Linked DNA regions of Homo sapiens: all the other regions are linked to region 2. Evidence: chromatin contacts called from ENCODE Hi-C or POLR2A ChIA-PET data. All regions are on one chromosome and are shown on one strand. The core of a region is the stretch at or near the end of the contact, and the rest is flanking DNA. Distances in the headings are between cores, read along the strand shown. Region 1 holds the start of PYCR2 (pyrroline-5-carboxylate reductase 2). Region 2 holds the start of COQ8A (coenzyme Q8A). Region 3 holds the start of WNT9A (Wnt family member 9A).

Region 1 (2,700 bases), core at 131-2,630, 1.0 Mb after region 2:
TGAAGCAGGAGAATCGCTTGAACCCGGGAGGTGGAGGTTGCAGTGAGCCGAGATCGTGCCATTGCACTCCAGCCTGGGCAACAAGAGCGAAACTCTGTCTCAATAAATAAATAAATAAATAAATAAATAAAACATAGCATTATTTTGCTTAATAGTAAATATTATATTTGGTCCTCACTTTAAAGGGTGCACAAACTGAGGGCCTGGGGACTTGCTCAGGGAAGTTCACAGAAAGCAGCCCCTTGCCTGGGAGTGGGGGTGTGCATTACACGGAAAGGACTAGAAAAGCTAGCAGAGAGACCATGGGAACTAAGGGTCCTCAGCTCTTCTGAGTCCTCTAGGAACGCCACCTTCTTCCTCTCTACTTCTGTCATTTGTTCCCTGCGGCCCCTTATATTTACTACTGATAGAAAAGGAAACATCACATTGGTGGAGCTTTTAAAAGCAAGAGACAGGTCGGGCGCGGTGGCTCACGCTTATAATCCCAGCACTTTGGGAGGCCGAGGCGGGCGGATAACCTGATGTCAGGAGTTGAAGACCAGCCTGAACAACATGGTGAAACCCCGTCTCTACTAAAAATACAAAAATTATCCGGTCGTGGTAGCGGGCGCCTGTAATCCCAGCTACTGGGGAGGCTGAGGCAGGAGAATCGCTTGAACCCGGGAGGCGGAGATTGCAGTGAGCCGAGATCGTGCCACTGCACTCCATCCTGGGCAACAAGAGTGAAACTCCGTCTCAAAAAAAAAAAGGCAAGTGACAGCAAGGGGCTGGGGGGTGCGGGATCGCGGAAGAGTCGGAGACTCGAACTTGTCCTTCTTGTATCTAGTTTGGACAAATTCGCGAGAAACACTCAAGTTCAAGTGAATAAGCCGCGGCTGACCACCCTGGTGCCGCCTCGCCGCCACCTGGTCTGAACCTCGCCGCCACCTGGTCTGAACCTACGCCAGGAGGGCCTCGTTCATCCCCGCAAATCGGCAACCTGGAGAATTCCTGTGGGCCTTGAGGGGCATCTGATGGCCAGCGCCAGAAATAATATTAGCCAGGCCTGGGCCAGGCCTCAGCCCTGAGCCCGAGGTGGCTTAGGGACGGCGACCTCAGCCTTGGGGTGGGGGGGGGGGGTGGGGGCGGCCGGGCGTCCTGGGCCGGCGGGCGCCTGGAGCTCACGCCAAGCTGCCACAGGGGCTTCCGGGACTCCAGCCCGGAGTTCCGCCCTCCAGTCGCGAGCGGAGGAGGCGGGCACGCGGCCTGGCTCGGGCCGCGGATTGGCCTGCCCCGAGATCCTGGCCACTGATTGGTCGCCCGGACGGGGCGGGGCCACGTGGCCTAAGGCGCCATCAGCCGCCCGGGAGATATCCGCCGGGGGAGAATAGGGTTGCACCATCCCAGAAGCTGCTGTTAGCTCGCCGGTCCTCGGCACGCCGCCCGTTCGCCCCTGCGCTGTCCGCCCTTCCCCTAGCGTTACTTCCGGTCCCTCGCTGAGGGGGTTCGTGCGGCTCCCAGGAGGCGTGAACCGCGGACCATGAGCGTGGGCTTCATCGGGGCCGGCCAGCTGGCCTATGCTCTGGCGCGGGGCTTCACGGCCGCAGGCAAGCGCGTGGAGGCGGGAGGCGGCTTCGCGGGCGGTCCCGAGGCCCGAGGGGGCCTCCGTCCCACCAGCATGAGCGAATGAAAGGGGAGTTTGCGTCCGGTGGGGTAGATGAGACTCTGGTTGAGCAGCAAGTGCGTCTTCTGTCCTCGTAGAGGGTTGAGGGGGAGAGGGAGACTGGCACTGTTAGGACGGCTCTGGGTTTTAGAGCCAGGGAAAGCGTGGTAACGGGCTGGGCCGCGACCCCTAGTTGAAAAGCTCTGTCTTCTGCAGGCATCCTGTCGGCTCACAAGATAATAGCCAGCTCCCCAGAAATGAACCTGCCCACGGTGTCCGCGCTCAGGGTAGGTGGAGCCGGGCGGAGTGGGAAGCGGGTGGAGGCCCAGGAAAAGGATGACCTGAGATGAAGTGAGTCTGGCCGGCCCCTGCGCCCAAGTGCTGGTCTTTGGCCGGCGGTGACCTTTACTCCAGGAACGTGACAATCTTTCCACCTTCTCTTGGGCAGCTCAATGTGGTGGGAACACCCAGGGAGACATAACTGGGGGTCAGATCCAGACACTGGAGTGGTAGAGGATTAACTGAGGTGATTATGTGATGAAAGCACCTGGCACATAGTAGGTACCTAATAAATACTCATTTTTTAAATTTTTTTTCAGACAGGGTCTTACTCTGTCGCCCAAGCTGGAGTGCAGTGGCGCGATCTCAGCTCACTGTAACCTCCGCCTCCCACCTCAGCCTCCCACCTCAGCCTCCCGAGTAGCTGGAATTACAGGCATCCACCACGCGCAGCTAATTTTTGTATTTTTGGTAGAGAATACTGTTGGCCAGGCTGGTCTCGAACTCCTGGCCTCAAGTGATCTGCCCGCCTTGGCCTCCCAAAGTGCTGGGATTACAGGGGTGAGCCACTGCGCTCAGCCATTTTTCTTAATAGACGAGTTGTATGACCTTAAAGTACTCAGCCACTTTGAGGCTATTTCCTCATTTACAACAGTGGCCACTTTGCTGTTATTCTGAGTCGTGAATGAGCATATTGGGAAGAATCTGGTGAGTTAGTTGTTCTGTTCTCCAAAAACATATTCCAAGTCTTCACCCAAAACCTGTGCTCTGTGGGAGAG
Region 2 (2,700 bases), core at 180-2,679:
GCTCACTGCAACCTCTGCCTCCCAGGTTCAAGCAATTCTCCCACCTCAGCCTCCTGAGTAGCTGGGATTATAGGCGCCCGCCACCACATCCGGCTAATTTTCGTATTTTTTTTTTTTCGGTAGAGACGGGGTTTCACCATTTTGGCCAGGCTGGTCTCGAACTCCTGACCTACGGTGATCCACCCGCCTCGGACTCCCAAAGTGCTGGGATTACAGGCGTGAGCCACCGCACCCAGCCGCCTGAGTCTTACAGATGCTGCTCCTGTAGCTCCCCTTTTGTCTCTCCTCGGGAGAAAGGCCTTCCTCCAAAAGAAGAGTCTCCCAAGAGCCCTCCTGCCAGGATGACCTACCCATCCACAGCGTGACAACTGGCAGGCTGGCATCAAGGAATGTTCAAATCCTTTGGCAATCAGGTAGGCCTGGCATGACCAGCTACTCAATCCTGTCACGTAGATCCAAGGCCCAAGTGAACGTGCACAAGTTTTTCAACAGGCTGTAGGCCCGACTCAGGCTGGAAGACTGCACACAAGCCTCTCACCCTTCAGGAACCTGACATCTCTCACCCAAATGGGGAGTCCCAACACCCAAACCTGCCCCTGCAGCACTCCCCATCGCCCAAAGAGGGTTTGGCAGAGGGGCTGTTACCTCTGTGCAATGGGTGAGAATGAGCCTCGGAAAGGTTCGAGTTTAGGGGAGTAAGCCCAAACCACTCACAAGACCCCCCAGAGTTTGGAGAAGAGGAAAGGCCAAAGAAAAGCGAAAGGAAGAAAGGATCAAAAAGGATCCCCTGTCCCAAGTTCACACAAAATTCCCACCTGCGAAGCCCAACAGCTGGCTCCAGCCAAGGAAGTCAAAGTTCTCACCCAAACCTGCAGCCAGCGGCAACGAGCCTAGAGCCCCAGACACACAGTGCAAGGGGGTCTGGGAGTGAAGAACAACATTATTAGAAAGCGAAGCATCAAAGCTGTATTGGCGACCAAAGGGCATGGGCAACGGGCATTCGGCAGCGGGAAGGCGGTCGGGCAAGCAGCGGGCGTGTTCCAGGGACCCAAGGCTCTGCACGTGGCCCTCGTCTCCTCCCCGAAGCAGGAACGAGGGGCTGAGGTGGACCCAGGGACGTGAGACGGCTGCAGAGGACCCACCCTGCAACTGAGGCGCCCCCACTGCGTCCGGACCTGAGGCTCGCGGCCAGCGAAACTCGCGGGGAAGCTGCGCTGTCACATGAAGAGAATGCAAGAAGGGCTGAGGTGGGTGTTGACCCCAGCTCTGGCCGCAGCCAGACGGCGCCTGGGCACGCGGCGGGCCGGCGGGTGGCAGCCTTACCTGGCTGCAGGAAGCTGGGATCCGCGGTCACCTTCTAGCCGCCTCCGCGCCCGCCTCTGCGCGCTGGCCACCGCGCTGACGCCCGCCACGCGCTCCGGATCTGTTTACCAACTCGCCCGCTCCGGGGGAGCCCCAGCTCACAAGCCCCGCCCCGCGGGCCGCTCCCATTGGCTGCACCGCCGTCCGCCTGCCGAATGCCGCTCTGCGCGTGGGAGCGTGCTCGGCCCGTGCTCCCGGCCCGTAGCCAATCGCGACCGAGAGCGGAGCAAGAGGAGCCAATGGGAGGCTACCTTAGCGGACAGGGCCCTCCTGTTCTCCTTTTCCCCACCTCCCGGCTACCTTTCTCTCTAGCAAACCGGGGCTGGAGGCCTGGCTTTGGAGTTGCTGGCCTGCGCGCATGCGCCTTGAGAACGGGAGCCTTTTTCACTGCGATGCAGTGTGCGTGGCCGCAAAGGCACCCCTGCGTGCTTGTTGCCTCCAGACTGGTGCTTGCTGGGCCTCTGCGCGGGCCTGGGAGGGGAGGCTGTGGACCAAGCAGACGCGACTGCGGGGCGTGGAGGGTGCCGCCGCTTTAAGGACCGGGCGATGCCTGTTCTTTGCTCCTCTCTATGTAGCAAGAGCCCCTTGCCCAGGGTCCACAAAAAGCACTCCGAGGAGGGGAAACGCGGCGGGCAAGGCCGCGCACTTCCACTTCCGGCCCTTCGGCCGGGGCCCTTCAGGCTAAGGATGCTTGTTTTGTGTGGCGCCATCCTCAAAACAGGAAGCCTCTGCCACCCGCGCCCCGAGGGTAGAGAGATAGTACCCTCACCGGAGTCGCTGTCCGCCCGCCGGTCTCGTCGGCGTGCAGGTGCCCGCAGTCGCTGACAGCCGGGGTTTTGGAGGGCGCGCAGCCAACACGGGATGGAGCTCGGGTGCAGCCCTCGGCGTCCCCGCCGAGCAGCCCTGGGAGGCACCGCCACCAGCAGCACGCAGATTTGCCCCGTCACTCCCTCCTTAACGAGAAAAGGAACGTATGAGCCAAAGTCGGCTCGACAATTTCCACTCAGATGACCCCAAACACTGGTCTGCAGCTCTGTTAATCGTTCTTGTGGAAAAAAGAAATAACAATTTAGTTTTTCATGAAATGAAATACTCAAGCCAAAGGATTGTTCCTTATTCTGAGCCTCCCCCCGCTTTTTTTTTTTTTTTTTTTTTGGTATTGTGAAACGAAAATTCACTCTGCCAAAAGGAAAAAAAATTAAACTGAAAGCTGAGTCATGCAACTGCCTTTCCTTTTGTTCCTAAGCAGATAGCTACAGATTAAAGGTGAAGTATCTCCACTCTATGTTCACCTTATCTTGTGTAAAGTGCCGATTTACTGAGCGCCAAATACATAAC
Region 3 (2,700 bases), core at 65-2,564, 1.0 Mb before region 2:
TCCGGGGGCATGTGCTCCGCCCCCCAGGTTCTGCGGTCACTGTGCCAGAATCAGTCCCTGCAGGCACAGAGGGCACTGCCTAGAGACCTGGCACCGCAGCCCAGGTCTCTGAGGCCCCTGCAGCACGTGGCTGGGCAGGCTCGCTGGCCCTGTGTCCTCAGCCTTGGCAGCCTAGCCCGTGTTGGAGGCACCATCCTGCACTGACCAGGGTCTGCAGGTGGCAGGCATGCCACCGCCAGCCTGGACCCCAAGCCCTGTTCTTGTGTCCCTTGTTGCATGGCACAGAGGCCCCATCCAGGGAACTTATAAGCCTTCTCCTGGATGCCACCCCCAGGTCTGTCTGGAATGTGTGCACCTGTATCCTAATGCCAGCTCTGGGTCCTCTGACACCATTCTGCTTCAGAAGCAGCTCCGAATCCGTATCGCAGAGGGGACGAGTCCCCGGGCTGTGACTGAGCGCTTCCAGCTGCCTGGGTGTGCACCTTCCATCCCAGGAGTCCTCTTTCTCCCCGTCCCGGCCAGGACACAGGCTCTGAGAAGGGCGTTGCCCGATGGCTGGTGTTTCATTGACTTAGCCGCTAGCTCCACTCCCACAATTTAAGAATGGGGAGACCATCAGGACCCCAAAAGGTAGAGCTACTCACCTCACAGCCCCAGCAGGCTACGTCGCTTCATTCCCAGGCCGAAAGCGGCCACAGTCCCTGCCAGAAAGGAGCGATTCTCTGGCCCCGCTCCTTGAGGGGGTCAGCATGCGCAAGAGGCGCAGGCATCACCGGCTGGCCCGACTCCTCCTCACCAAGCTTCCCCCGGAGCAGCCGCGCAGCGCCCAGCTCGGGGCAGACGGCTGGGTCCTCTGTGGAACCATCCCCGACCGTCCCGGCCTGGAGCCCCGCCGGCGGCTAGCCCGGCGGCCAACGCCTCCCCTCCCCTCCCCCTCAATCCCGCCCCGGGGGCCGCCCCAAGCTCCCACTGCAGCGCCCCCAACGCTCTACCCGCTTCCCGATGCCCGCCTCCGGCCCCCCAATGCCGTCCCGCCGTGGTCGCCCCGGGTTCTCGCACGCCCCGCCCTCGGTTCCCACCGCTCTCCGCCTCCCCTTCCTCCATCCCCGCCGGGCAGGGCGCGCCCGAGACCCGCGCCGGGAGCGGCGGCCGGGGCCCCGAGTGGCCGGGAGGGGCTGGCGGGCTGGCGCGCGCGGCTCGGGTTTCGGCCCGCCCCCGGCGCCGGCGTGATCCCCTCCCGGGCGCGGGGCGGGGCCGGGCCCAGCTGGCCGCGCTCCGGGCGCTATAAGAGGGCGGCGGCCGCGGCGCGCCCTGCGCGGAGCTGGGAGCGCGATGGTCGGCCGCCGAGGCGCGGCAAGATGCTGGATGGGTCCCCGCTGGCGCGCTGGCTGGCCGCGGCCTTCGGGCTGACGCTGCTGCTCGCCGCGCTGCGCCCTTCGGCCGCCTACTTCGGGTAGGTGCCTTCGGCGGCCGGCGCGCACTGGTGGGCGGGGGCGGCGGGGCCGGGGCGGGGTCGTCCGGAGTCCCCGAGGCACCCGGGGTGGCTGGGGCCGGGGCGCGGCGGGGCCGCCGGGTTGCCTGGCGCTGTTTGTTTGCGGCGCGCGCGTCGCTCCGTCCGCTGCGCGGCACGGCTAGAGAGGCGGGTGGACCCGTCCGGCTTGCGCCGGGCCGCGGTCCTCCGTGACCGCAGAGTCGTCGTCGTCGTAGTCGCCGCCGTGAGCAGGACTGCCTCGCGCTTAGGGACTGGGATCAGGTCCCGACTTCCTTGGGCCGCCGTGTCCTTGCCAAAAGGCTGGAGCCTGAGTCCTCAGCCCCTGGCCATCGCCCACCTAGCAGCTTCCCCCCCTTTCTCTTCTCGAGAAGTTAATTTAACAATAACAAAAATACGTACAAAATCCAGATGTTCCTCGCGCTGAGCCCCAAACGGAGAGAGAGAGAGAAAGAGAGAAATCCTCCAAGCTGGAGGAATTTATTTTTCTTGCGCTTTGCTTCTGACTCTGTGGCCCGGGCCCCGGCCCGCGGGAGCGCGTCCATGGAACCTGGCCGGGAGCGCAGGGCCCGGCCGGGGCGTCCCGCGGTGTCATTGCCCGTGCTCACGTGTCTCTGCAGCAGCGCTTTGCCGGGCTGTCGGCGCGTCTCTCTCTTCCTTTCTTTCCCTTCCTTCTTCCCTCCCCCTCTCTGAGGTCTGGGATGCCCAGTCCTGCGACCTTTACAGGGACCCTCGCTGCGCTTTGGGCGCGCTGAGGTGCAGGGTGGCGCCGTGCGAGGCAGCGCCCCGGGCCTCCCCGCCACCCTCCAGCCTCCTACCCCGAGCGCCGCCGCTGGGAGCCCTGGCTGGCCTTCGGATCCCAGCCCCCGACCTGGACGCCCTGGGCCGCTCCCTCAGCCGGGCCGCCGCCCTCCGCCGGTCACCTGTTCCCGGCCCTCTGGCCTGAGCGCCAGCGCGCGGCGGGCTGGCCGGCAGAGGGCCCCGTTGGTCCAGGAATCTGGCACCCGCCCGGGCAGGGAGAGGCCGCCTGGGCCGAGGAGCCCTGCAGGTGTATCCTGTTCTCAAAGAAAATAAAATATTTTCATGGGAAACTTTCCCTTTGTGTTTTTCTTTCTCTCCCTTTCTTCTCTCTGTTCCTTTCTTCTGGGTCGTCTTCCAGGGTCAGCCCGGTGTCTCAGTTCCCTGGGGCCCCCACCCGCAGCCCTCTCCTG

The links. A loop is a pair of places that touch in the nucleus more often than their neighbours do. ChIA-PET counts read pairs that join two places held with the same protein, here RNA polymerase II (POLR2A). Pooled maps may share reads with other maps.
Region 1: a loop to region 2 is called in a map of CD8-positive, alpha-beta T cell, with 5 times the contacts of the local background. The contact joins the promoter of PYCR2 here to the promoter of COQ8A in region 2. A Hi-C loop is called at or near these places in 1 of 168 maps with a recorded cell type or tissue (CD8-positive, alpha-beta T cell) and 7 of 50 pooled maps. POLR2A ChIA-PET finds 5 or more read pairs at or near these places in 1 of 52 experiments (RWPE1).
Region 3: a loop to region 2 is called in a map of gastrocnemius medialis, with 12 times the contacts of the local background. The contact joins the promoter of WNT9A here to the promoter of COQ8A in region 2. A Hi-C loop is called at or near these places in 1 of 168 maps with a recorded cell type or tissue (gastrocnemius medialis) and 7 of 50 pooled maps. POLR2A ChIA-PET finds 5 or more read pairs at or near these places in 1 of 52 experiments (activated CD4-positive, alpha-beta T cell).

The regions. Positions count from the first base shown.
Region 1 is chr1:225,922,930-225,925,629 of GRCh38, reverse strand. It overlaps PYCR2 (pyrroline-5-carboxylate reductase 2), which reads left to right and starts at 1,380. Exons shown (of 7, transcript NM_013328.4): 1 at 1,380-1,586; 2 at 1,859-1,929. The coding sequence starts at 1,520. RefSeq lists silencers at 1,034-1,113, 1,254-1,343, 1,654-1,783 and an enhancer at 834-1,483.
Region 2 is chr1:226,939,023-226,941,722 of GRCh38, reverse strand. It overlaps COQ8A (coenzyme Q8A), which reads right to left and starts at 1,429. Exons shown (of 15, transcript NM_020247.5): 1 at 1,324-1,429. RefSeq lists silencers at 1,204-1,363, 1,414-1,723 and enhancers at 1,994-2,093, 2,284-2,333, 2,068-2,700.
Region 3 is chr1:227,946,546-227,949,245 of GRCh38, reverse strand. It overlaps WNT9A (Wnt family member 9A), which reads left to right and starts at 1,314. Exons shown (of 4, transcript NM_003395.4): 1 at 1,314-1,453. The coding sequence starts at 1,359. It overlaps LOC124904533 (a long non-coding RNA gene), which reads right to left. Exons shown (of 2, transcript XR_007066912.1): 2 at 1,943-2,544. RefSeq lists silencers at 1,200-1,279, 2,383-2,492 and an enhancer at 1,360-1,409.